2 separate regions of the Homo sapiens genome follow, and region 2 is linked to region 1. A link is a loop called in an ENCODE intact Hi-C map of the cell type or tissue named here. Cell type or tissue: thyroid gland. All regions are shown on one strand. Links, peaks and the distances in the headings refer to the core of each region. The heading gives the core; the rest is flanking DNA.

The links. Hi-C counts contacts between places; a loop is a spot of excess contacts. Peaks named below come from ENCODE experiments on the same cell type or tissue, not always from the same donor. Only the 100,000 strongest peaks of a DNase experiment are listed, where the experiment ranks them.
Region 2: a loop joins it to region 1, with 2.4 times the contacts of the local background. A loop is called at or near these places in 15 of 110 quality-filtered maps.

The regions. Positions count from the first base shown.
Region 1 is chr14:57,684,109-57,688,511 of GRCh38, reverse strand. The region is part of intron 1 of SLC35F4 (solute carrier family 35 member F4); the gene reads left to right. Among named protein-coding and RNA genes, the nearest start is that of SLC35F4-AS1, 110 kb to the right of the region's middle. In thyroid gland, for the core only: no CTCF peak of the experiment used is centred there; a DNase peak (open chromatin) is centred at 1,971.
Region 2 is chr14:57,869,893-57,874,295 of GRCh38, reverse strand. It overlaps a transcript of SLC35F4 not described here. Among named protein-coding and RNA genes, the nearest start is that of SLC35F4, 6.0 kb to the right of the region's middle. In thyroid gland, for the core only: a CTCF peak has its summit at 2,600 (motif pointing right); a DNase peak (open chromatin) is centred at 3,415; H3K27ac peaks cover 438 bases.

The sequences.
Region 1 (4,403 bases), core at 99-4,098:
TCCCTGTCTGAGTAAGCAATATAAAGAACCCATAATCTCATCAAAATAATCCATCGTACCCTGTAATTTATAAAGCTGTCTTATGGTGATGCCATAGTTAAAGATAACATCCATTCTGCCATGCAACAATTTGAGTTGTTTTTCCAAGGTCTTAATATGCTCTTAGCTGCAATCAAACCTAATTTATCCCAAATTTTACTTGCAAAGGAAACATTAGGTCCCACATGTCTGTACGTAGTAGTCAGGAACAAAAAATTAACCAATACCTTTTTTTTTCCTCTATCTCTCAGTCTCTGTCTGTCTCTCTCATGACCTCTGTCTCTCTCTTTTTTGCTTTCTTTCTCTCTTTTCCTCATTAGTAACCCATCCTTTTAATTCCTGGTCAATTTTTGAAATACCAAAGAATGGGCTTTACTCCACACTAATTAATTCAGGCTCTTTATAAATGATATCTATCAGAATTCTCTAAACATTCCTCAGGAGAGTCTAGTGTGCACTGGAATTGAGAACTATCCCTCTCTGGAAGCAAGTCCATATTGATGATTCTACAATCTTGCAGTGTGACAATTCATCTTCCAGTACCACAATTTTAACCTGAATGCGCAGCTGCTTCAGTCTTCATATATGTTGAAAACATTTTTTTCTCAAATTAGAGTTCTCTTGTTTATATTCTTCAGAAATTACATTTTAGGACATTGATGAATGTTTTTCTTTTTGCAAATAAAGGAATCTATCACTAATAGCTCATTAGTTCCTGGTAGACTAAGGTAAGGCCAGTAAAGGAGGTAAACCACAAGGGATTGAAAAGCAGCACCTGCCTCTGTGTATGTCTTGCAGGAGGGTCTCTCCTTTTGATAGAAGAATAAAGGGCACAGGAGGTGGCAGGCAGAGAGGCTAATTAGCTGATATTAGAGAGGGAAAGTGTTAGCTCTGCTGATGCACAGACTGTGGAGGACTCACTAAGGACACGGAGCTTGGAATTCAAAAGAGCTCATTTGCTCTAAAAGATGAGAAAAATGTTCAGAGTGAGAAAGATGTTTCCTGTTTGGAATAGGACAAAGAATACCAGTGTTCAAATAGCAGCTATTTATTGGAGACCAGTCATAGGTGGCTCCAAATTATACACATAGCAGATATATAAACAGGTCTAGTTACAGAGCAAAAAGATGCTCTCCAAATTTAATTCAATACGTCCCATGGTACCATTGTTCCTGTATATGGTTATGAGTTTTCTTGTACCTCTTTGGTTTATAATGTGGATTTTCAGCCAGTGAAACCTTGCCTTAGTCTTCTAGGGCTGCCATTACAAAGTATCACAGACTGGGGAGCTTAAATGAAGGAAATTTATTTTCTCACAGTTCTGGAGGCTGAAAGTCCAAGATCAAGGTGTCAGCAAGTTGGTTCCATCTGAGGCCTCTCTCCTAGGCTTGTAGATGGCAACCTTCTCACTGTGTCTTCACTTAGTCTTTTCTCTGTGTCTGTCCTAATCTCTTTTTCTTGTAAGGACACCAGTTATATTGAATTAAGGGCCATCTTAATGATCTCATTTTCACCTAATTATTCCTATAAAGACCTTATCTCTAAATACTATCACATTCTGAGGTTCTGAGAGTTAGGACTTCAACATATAAATTTGGGGTGGGGGAGACATAATTCAGTCATAACAAACCTAGAAAGAAAATAATTCTTAAGAAATCTAAAAATATAATTAATAAAGACTTTCACAATCCTTTAAAAATTATGTTGGGATCCACATTTTAACATTGATATGAGGTTATCAAAAGCCTTGAAAAATAAATGAGTATCCTTGACATGGGTTAGAAGAAAAGGTCTTGTGCCGAAATGGAATTCTCCATTTGACTTTTGGAGCCAAGATCAATGTTGTCATATAACTGTGATTTTGGACAATCTTCTAACTGCATGCTTGCCCGCCTGCAGTCTGTGCCAAAAGCAATTCAGAAAAAAAGGCTCTCATGCTGAACATCTGAGCTTCCAAGGCAGGAGGAGTGCAGGAGAGGAGGGAGCTGTTAAAAAGGGAACCAAAGTCTTCTAATGGCTTTTGGTAATCGGCCCAGCTGCACTAATTTGATTTTTTGAACTGAAAACCCCAGGATACTGCCCTGAACGACTGAGCTCATGCTGGAAATAGCATCCTTTAAAGAGAGGCTCTAGGGACAGCTTGAGTAGTATAAATAGCTTTAGGAATTAATTTCAAAATATGGGCCAGGTAAGTGAGTAACTGACTCCTTGGTAACATTAAGGCATTTTCAAAGAAGCACCAACTATTTTCATCTCTTAATAGATTTTTATTGAAATAATGACCCAGTAATATGAGAATCAACGCCTCCTCCATAATGCTTTACTTTCTACTTAGAAACTATGGTTAAACATTATGTATTTGGAACTCAGGTTTCTGGTAATCTCGCCCATCTCAAACACAGCCAAGAACCAAGACATAACCACAAAAGGTCCTTGAGCAGCAAATCCCAATGTCACATGTGTTGAAGATCATGTACTTTGTTTCTTGGAGATCTGCTCAGACCTACTCTCATAACTTATTTACTATTGGTTTTCATGTAGTTCAAATGAACATGGTTATCTGGTTTCCAAGCCCAAAGACCAGGAACACCAGATGATAAAGACTTCTGGTGGGCAGTATGCAGCAGTGAGAAGAGTCCCTCGACTGCTCATAAGTAAAATTTTGAAAAGTCTCTAACAAACAAATAAATACAAAAGACAGTCAATTTGAGGGTTGTTTAGTCTCTGGGGCAAAGAGCCTACTCATGTCAAATTACTTTTGAGTGTGTCTCTGTATTAAATTCTTGAACACCAACTAGGATTTGTAATAATTACCCTTGAACAATTAAGGAGAGTGTGATGTGATCAGTAGACTCTGTTTAGGACTGTAAAGAAGCACATCATTGCTCTGAAAGATTCAATCCAAATAAAATAGAATAGGAAAAATGAAAGGAGGTTTATTAACTGAAAAAAGGTAATAATTGTGCCTCTTGGGGAATATCACCTGTCATTACCAATGATGCCTGAAGCCAAAGATTTACTGTAATTGTTCATTTCTAACCAAAGGGATTAGGGCCCTCCTTAATTACCTCATTTTCTGTTCTCTTCTTCAAATTCCCTCAAAGTAACCTAAATAAATTTGGAGTCTACCATCTGATGGTGAAGTCAAGTACTCTACCCTTTCTCTAAGGCCTTACCTGATTGATTTCCTACATGACCTTGACTTTTTTATCTGCTGGTTAGTGCAAATCTCACAATTGATGCCACCAGAAGTGGGAGGCCTAAAGGTCTGATTCACAGAGTTAATAATAATACTGCTTACCCTTATCTGCACTAAAGATATAACCCACTTCTCCCATAACATTTTGAATATCTGCTTCTTCTGGCATTGATAAAAAATATAGATTTATTTATATTTATATACTCTTTTATCCAAATTTCTGGAAGAAATATACACATCACATATAATATAAAATGAGACTTTTCCCAGTATTCTGATATACACTTAAGACCCATAGCTCAAAACAAAAAGGGCTAATTATCCTGTAAGCTGCCCATGACTGGAGCTAAACCCTCCCAGGCAGCTAACTAAGGAGCTACACAATCTACCTACCAACGCTATCCCTCTGGGGAAACTCCTGAGAGAGAGGACAAAAGGAACATTGTTTTCATCAGAACCAAGTGAGATGAGGGGATGCCTGGAAAATCACTCTTCAATATTGAGGGTGCCTGCCTTCTAGAAGAGAAGACTGGCATATGGTGCTTTACTCAACCCACAGATGCATTTTAATGTTTCTGTCAGGAGGGAGGCCAGGAAGAGCTCTTCAGGAGCCACTAGGGCAGAGGTTCCAAACCCCCAGGCTCCCCAACCTCCTGGCTGCACACTGGTACTGTTCTGTGGCCTGTTAGGAACCCAGCTACACAGCAGGAGGTGAGCAGCAGGCAAGTGAGCATTACCACCTGAGCTCTGCCTCCTCTCAGATGAGTGGCGGCATTAGATTCTCATAGGAGCTCGAACCCTATTGTGAACTGCACATGTGAGGGATCTAGGTTGCATGCTCCTTATGAGAATCTAATGCCTGGTGATCTGAGGTGGAAGTTTTATCCTGAAGCCATCCCTTCACCCCATTGTCCTTGGAAAAAACAGTCCCCGGTGCCAAAAAGTGTGGGGACTGCTGCGCCAGAGGCCTAGGGTGGGGGCTGCAAACATAGAGACTGGTGCTCATTTGTGGTCTAGAGAGGCCCGAGGAACAGCCTGTGCCAGCAGCGGCGTGGGATGTTGGGAAGAAGGTGGCAATATCATCCCCTACCCCATTCAGCTCTCCAAGGCACTGGGAGGGTATGAAAGGGAGAAGCTGTGATTCTCATGGCTCCCCTAGAAGGCA
Region 2 (4,403 bases), core at 245-4,244, 190 kb before region 1:
TATGCACTGTCGAGAAGATTACACAGCAGGGAAAGAGCTATTATGGAGCAAATACCTGGCTCCTCCAGGAAGGAGGATGGGGTTAGCAGAGAAGCCTTCCCAGAGAAGAAAATCCTTTTGAAACAGCTGAGGGAGGAGTAGTAGTAGTCAGATGAAGATGCATTTGTAGGGACTGTCCAAGCATGGATGTTCTTATCACTTGGCTCCACTGCATAGAAGCAAGTAATACTGATGTCCAAATAACTGTACTTAGAGCACTTTATTAGCTTAAGAATGTAAACATTTTAGGGCTACTTTGAGATTTTACAAAACTTTTTATGTGCTTGTTGTCATGGAGCCCTGTTTTATTATTTATGAGAACATGGAAAGACAGAAGAATTAGAGACCTTTAGTCAGGCTTCATCACATTCCATGGAAAGGAGATAATTGCGATTGCTAAAAAGATGGTGTGCAGGCAGGCGGCACACTCCAGCACATTGCACATAAAACAAGCCATGCTGGAGAATAAAGATCTGGGAAAGGGTTTCAGGGTTTGTCATGTGTGTGTGTGTGTGTGTTTGTATTCACTTTAATATTAGCAAATTATATTTCAGAACACTTGGAAAATGGAAGATTACTTATAATTTCACTCCTCTTATCACCATTTTTTGAATTTTGAGTATCTTAACTATTTTCCCCCTGCATTAAAAAATATGTAATTGTAGTAGACATCCGTATACAATCTAGAATTCTGATTTTTTTCACCACTTAATATTAGAACATAGGATTTTTCTCATCACTTTGTAGTCTTCATAGCAATAGCCATAATTTTAATATCTAAAGTGTATTCTACCCAATGGATACATTGTGATTTACTAAACCATTTTCCTATTTTTGGGACATTTGAGTTGATTACATTATTTTATTATTACCAGTGATGCTATGATGAATACCTGGGTGGCATAGGAATATGGAACTAGTAGAGACTTTAAATGTTACTTGAGGCTCTTTTCCCCCTTGGCGTTCAGAAGAGGACTTTGTTTTTTTCACAGCACAACTGGAGAGGTGCCAGCAAGATAGACTATAATGCAATTGACCCTTCGTGGGATAATGCTATGGGGTAGCCAGGGGGACATACGAAGTTCTGTTATACATTTATGGATTACAGGGGAGAATCAAACCCATAATTTCCACAATGGAAATATTTAACTTGAGGTTTATACAGCCCGTATCACTGAAACGGACAATGGAAAATGTGGCTGCAACTACTGTTACAGCTGCTGATATCCATTGCAGACATGGCCCAGGATTTCTCCACTTGGCTTCCCATTCAAAATTTGGAATGGATGCTGTGATTGGTGGAGCAGGGGTATGTGCCAGTGACCAAGTGAGGAGACTGGGAAAATTGGCATCTTAACCTGAGCTCTTCAGAAAAGAGAGCCTGAGGCAGAGGCAGGGTTTTATGTACTGGTGTATACATATGAGGGCATGTGACTGAGCTGACCATAGTTTAGCATGAAGACTGAGCAGTCTGACTAGTTGCACGATCTTGTGGGCAAGAGGCTGCAAAAGTGACAGCTTCTCAGGGAAGTCCATTCAGAATGGAATGGAGAATTTATACCCTAGCTCCTGTTTCCCATTGTCACAGGTTTGCCCAGTGTTACATCTGTCCCCTGCACTTTCAGGTTGTACGTGCTTGAGCCAAGCAAATGCATTTTCATGTCTCAGCACCAACAAGGAAATGCTGGTGCAGGAGGTTAGAGGTGCCCAGCATTGGCATGAGGTGAGGTGCTGTCAGGCTGTGTCTAGGTGAATCAATGACAATCCATACAGGGTGGTCACTGCAAAGGTGAGACAAAAGAAAATGAATTGGAGCATAAAAGTTATTTGGTGCGATCTTTTTAGCTTCTCTCTTGAAATGTATGCTCTTTCTGTCAGGAGCCTCCTCTCACATCAGCTGGGTACTAAAAAAAAAAAAGGATGAATGTCCACTTTGGTACCTCTGTATTATTTCAGGGCATTTAAAAAGCAAGTTCTACTGATGGGAATCACAGATACTGAAAATAATGATGAAATAAAACCTTGTGAATATATTTCCTGCAGATTAATAGTTCTTGAAATTAAAGACAAAGTCATTTCTGAAATTGCTTTTGGCAATAGTACTCATTCAAGATGTGGATGTATTGAACGTGTATTCTGGAGTCTGTGTTTTATGGATGCATTCTAACGAGTTTCAAATTTTGTGTTCTCTCTGGTTCTCTGTGCCACTCATAATGTTTCTTTCCAACAATTTGTTTTGTCTTCTCTATGATTTGTTGATGAATTGCTTCAAGAACTAGTGATCTTAGACATACATAGTATGTCTTTGGAAAACAAAGGACGAAGAGAATAGAACTTGAAAATTAAATGCAGTATTTATGGAAGGAATTAAAACTCTTCAATTACAGTTTTTAGTAACTTTACTTTGTATGTATCAGAGTCATCCTGAATGCTGATGGTCATGGGGCCAGAGGGAAAAAGAGAAAACCCTTGAGTGTCTAGTATTAGCTCTGACTGAGATGATAATTGCTTTTTTGTTCACAACCAGAATTAGTCACACAGCCCCACTACAACCACAAGGGGGCAGGAAGTGCAGTCCTGTGGTATGCCTAAAATGGGGGAGAACCATGACTATTTGGCAAACAGTAACAATGACTACCACAGCAGGGTTGGCATTTTTAGCAGTTAATGTTACAGAAAGCTTGTGTGACAAGTAATATGCAGCAGGTTTGAGGCTGTGGTGTGCATGGCATTTTTAGACGTTTAAATTACAGAAAGGCTTATTTGTAAAATGAATATGTAGCAGGTTTGAATGTATAACCACCAACACAGCTGTTCAAAAGGGTTTAAAAAAATCTTTATTTGCTTTAAATTACTGTAAATCTTACTCTGAGTCCCTATTCCTCATAAAAATAGTGGGAAATGCAATCTCAGTCTTGTTGGGGCTCCCCTGCTGCAGAGTTATGCAGTCAGGGGAGATCTTTGGCTTAGCTCAGCATCAAGGAGGTCTGATCTTCAGTCCACTGGGCACTGCTGAAATGTGCAATAGTCAAGCCCACATGTGATCCCTCTGGGGCTGGGGACTCTGCTGCTTCTGGACAAGCTGGGAGGCACCAGAATATCTGCTGAAGCTGGGAAGCCTAATGGCTAATGGGCCTGCCTCCCATGGGGCATCACACTATGATCCCTCTGAGGCTGCTCCACTTCACCAAGCAGGACCTGAGTGCCTCCCACACCTGGGGATTAACAGCCTCGGTCCCTTTCCTAGTATGAAGTAAACTCTTCCTGTGCTCATGCTTCCTTAAAGGACAAGAAGAGCTGCTGATCTTGAGCAGCTTCTCTTTCTGCAAAGCACTGAACTTCTGAAGCCACTTATTCCATTGGCACACAAGGTCTGCCTCACGTGATCATTACCCATGGTTGAAAGAATTAAAGGAGACCTGTAAAAGCAATTGCCACAGTGAAGCTCCAAGAGTGTGAATGGAGAGTGAAAGTGTAAATCAACTTCAGTAAAAAACAATGGACAGAGCAGGGGCAGGGCTAGGAGAAGAAAATTAATATTTATTGTGTACCCACGATGTGCCAGGCCTTCGTAAAATATTTTAATATGTGATCTCACTTAACCATCACAGCAATACTATGAAATAGAGAGTATGAGCCCATTTTACAGAGGAGGAAACTGAAGCTCAAAGCGTTCTATGTCTGCATAAAAATAGTACTGATAGCTAATATATATGATGCTTACTATATGCCAGTCACAGTTATAAGATCTTTATGGGTATAAACTCATTTATTTCTCATGATAGTTCCACTATATAGGTGTATATTTCTATTTTAGAGATGAGAAAATTGAGTCATAGAGATTTCAAAAGATTTACCCAAGGTCACGCAGCTAGAAAATGATGAGGTCAGAAATGACTCCTGGCAGTCTGCTCCAAAGTCCGTGCTTTAAACCACTGTGCTGTACTGCCGAGTACAGTATAATGCTGTAGGGAGAAGGAGAAAGAGAAAGACAGAGACAGAGAGAAACATACAGAGAGATAGACAGACACACACAGACTCAGAGAGACAAAGACAGAAAAACAGACCGAGAGAGAGGGAGACACAGGGAGAGACACAGACACACACACACACACACACACACACACACACAGATCATAGACAAATTCTAAAATTTGAATATATATGTTGAAATTACTTAAGACTTTCTCCAAAGAGGTTCAGTGCCTTTCCAAAGAGTTGAGCCTCAAAATTAGTCCTGGGATGCAGCCTGGCACCTGAGGCCAATGAAGAGTGGACTCTGCCCTGTCTTCTCATACAGACACCCAGCCCCTTTGAGCTGAAAGGTAAATTAGCAATGTCTGCCATTGCCTACTATTGAAACA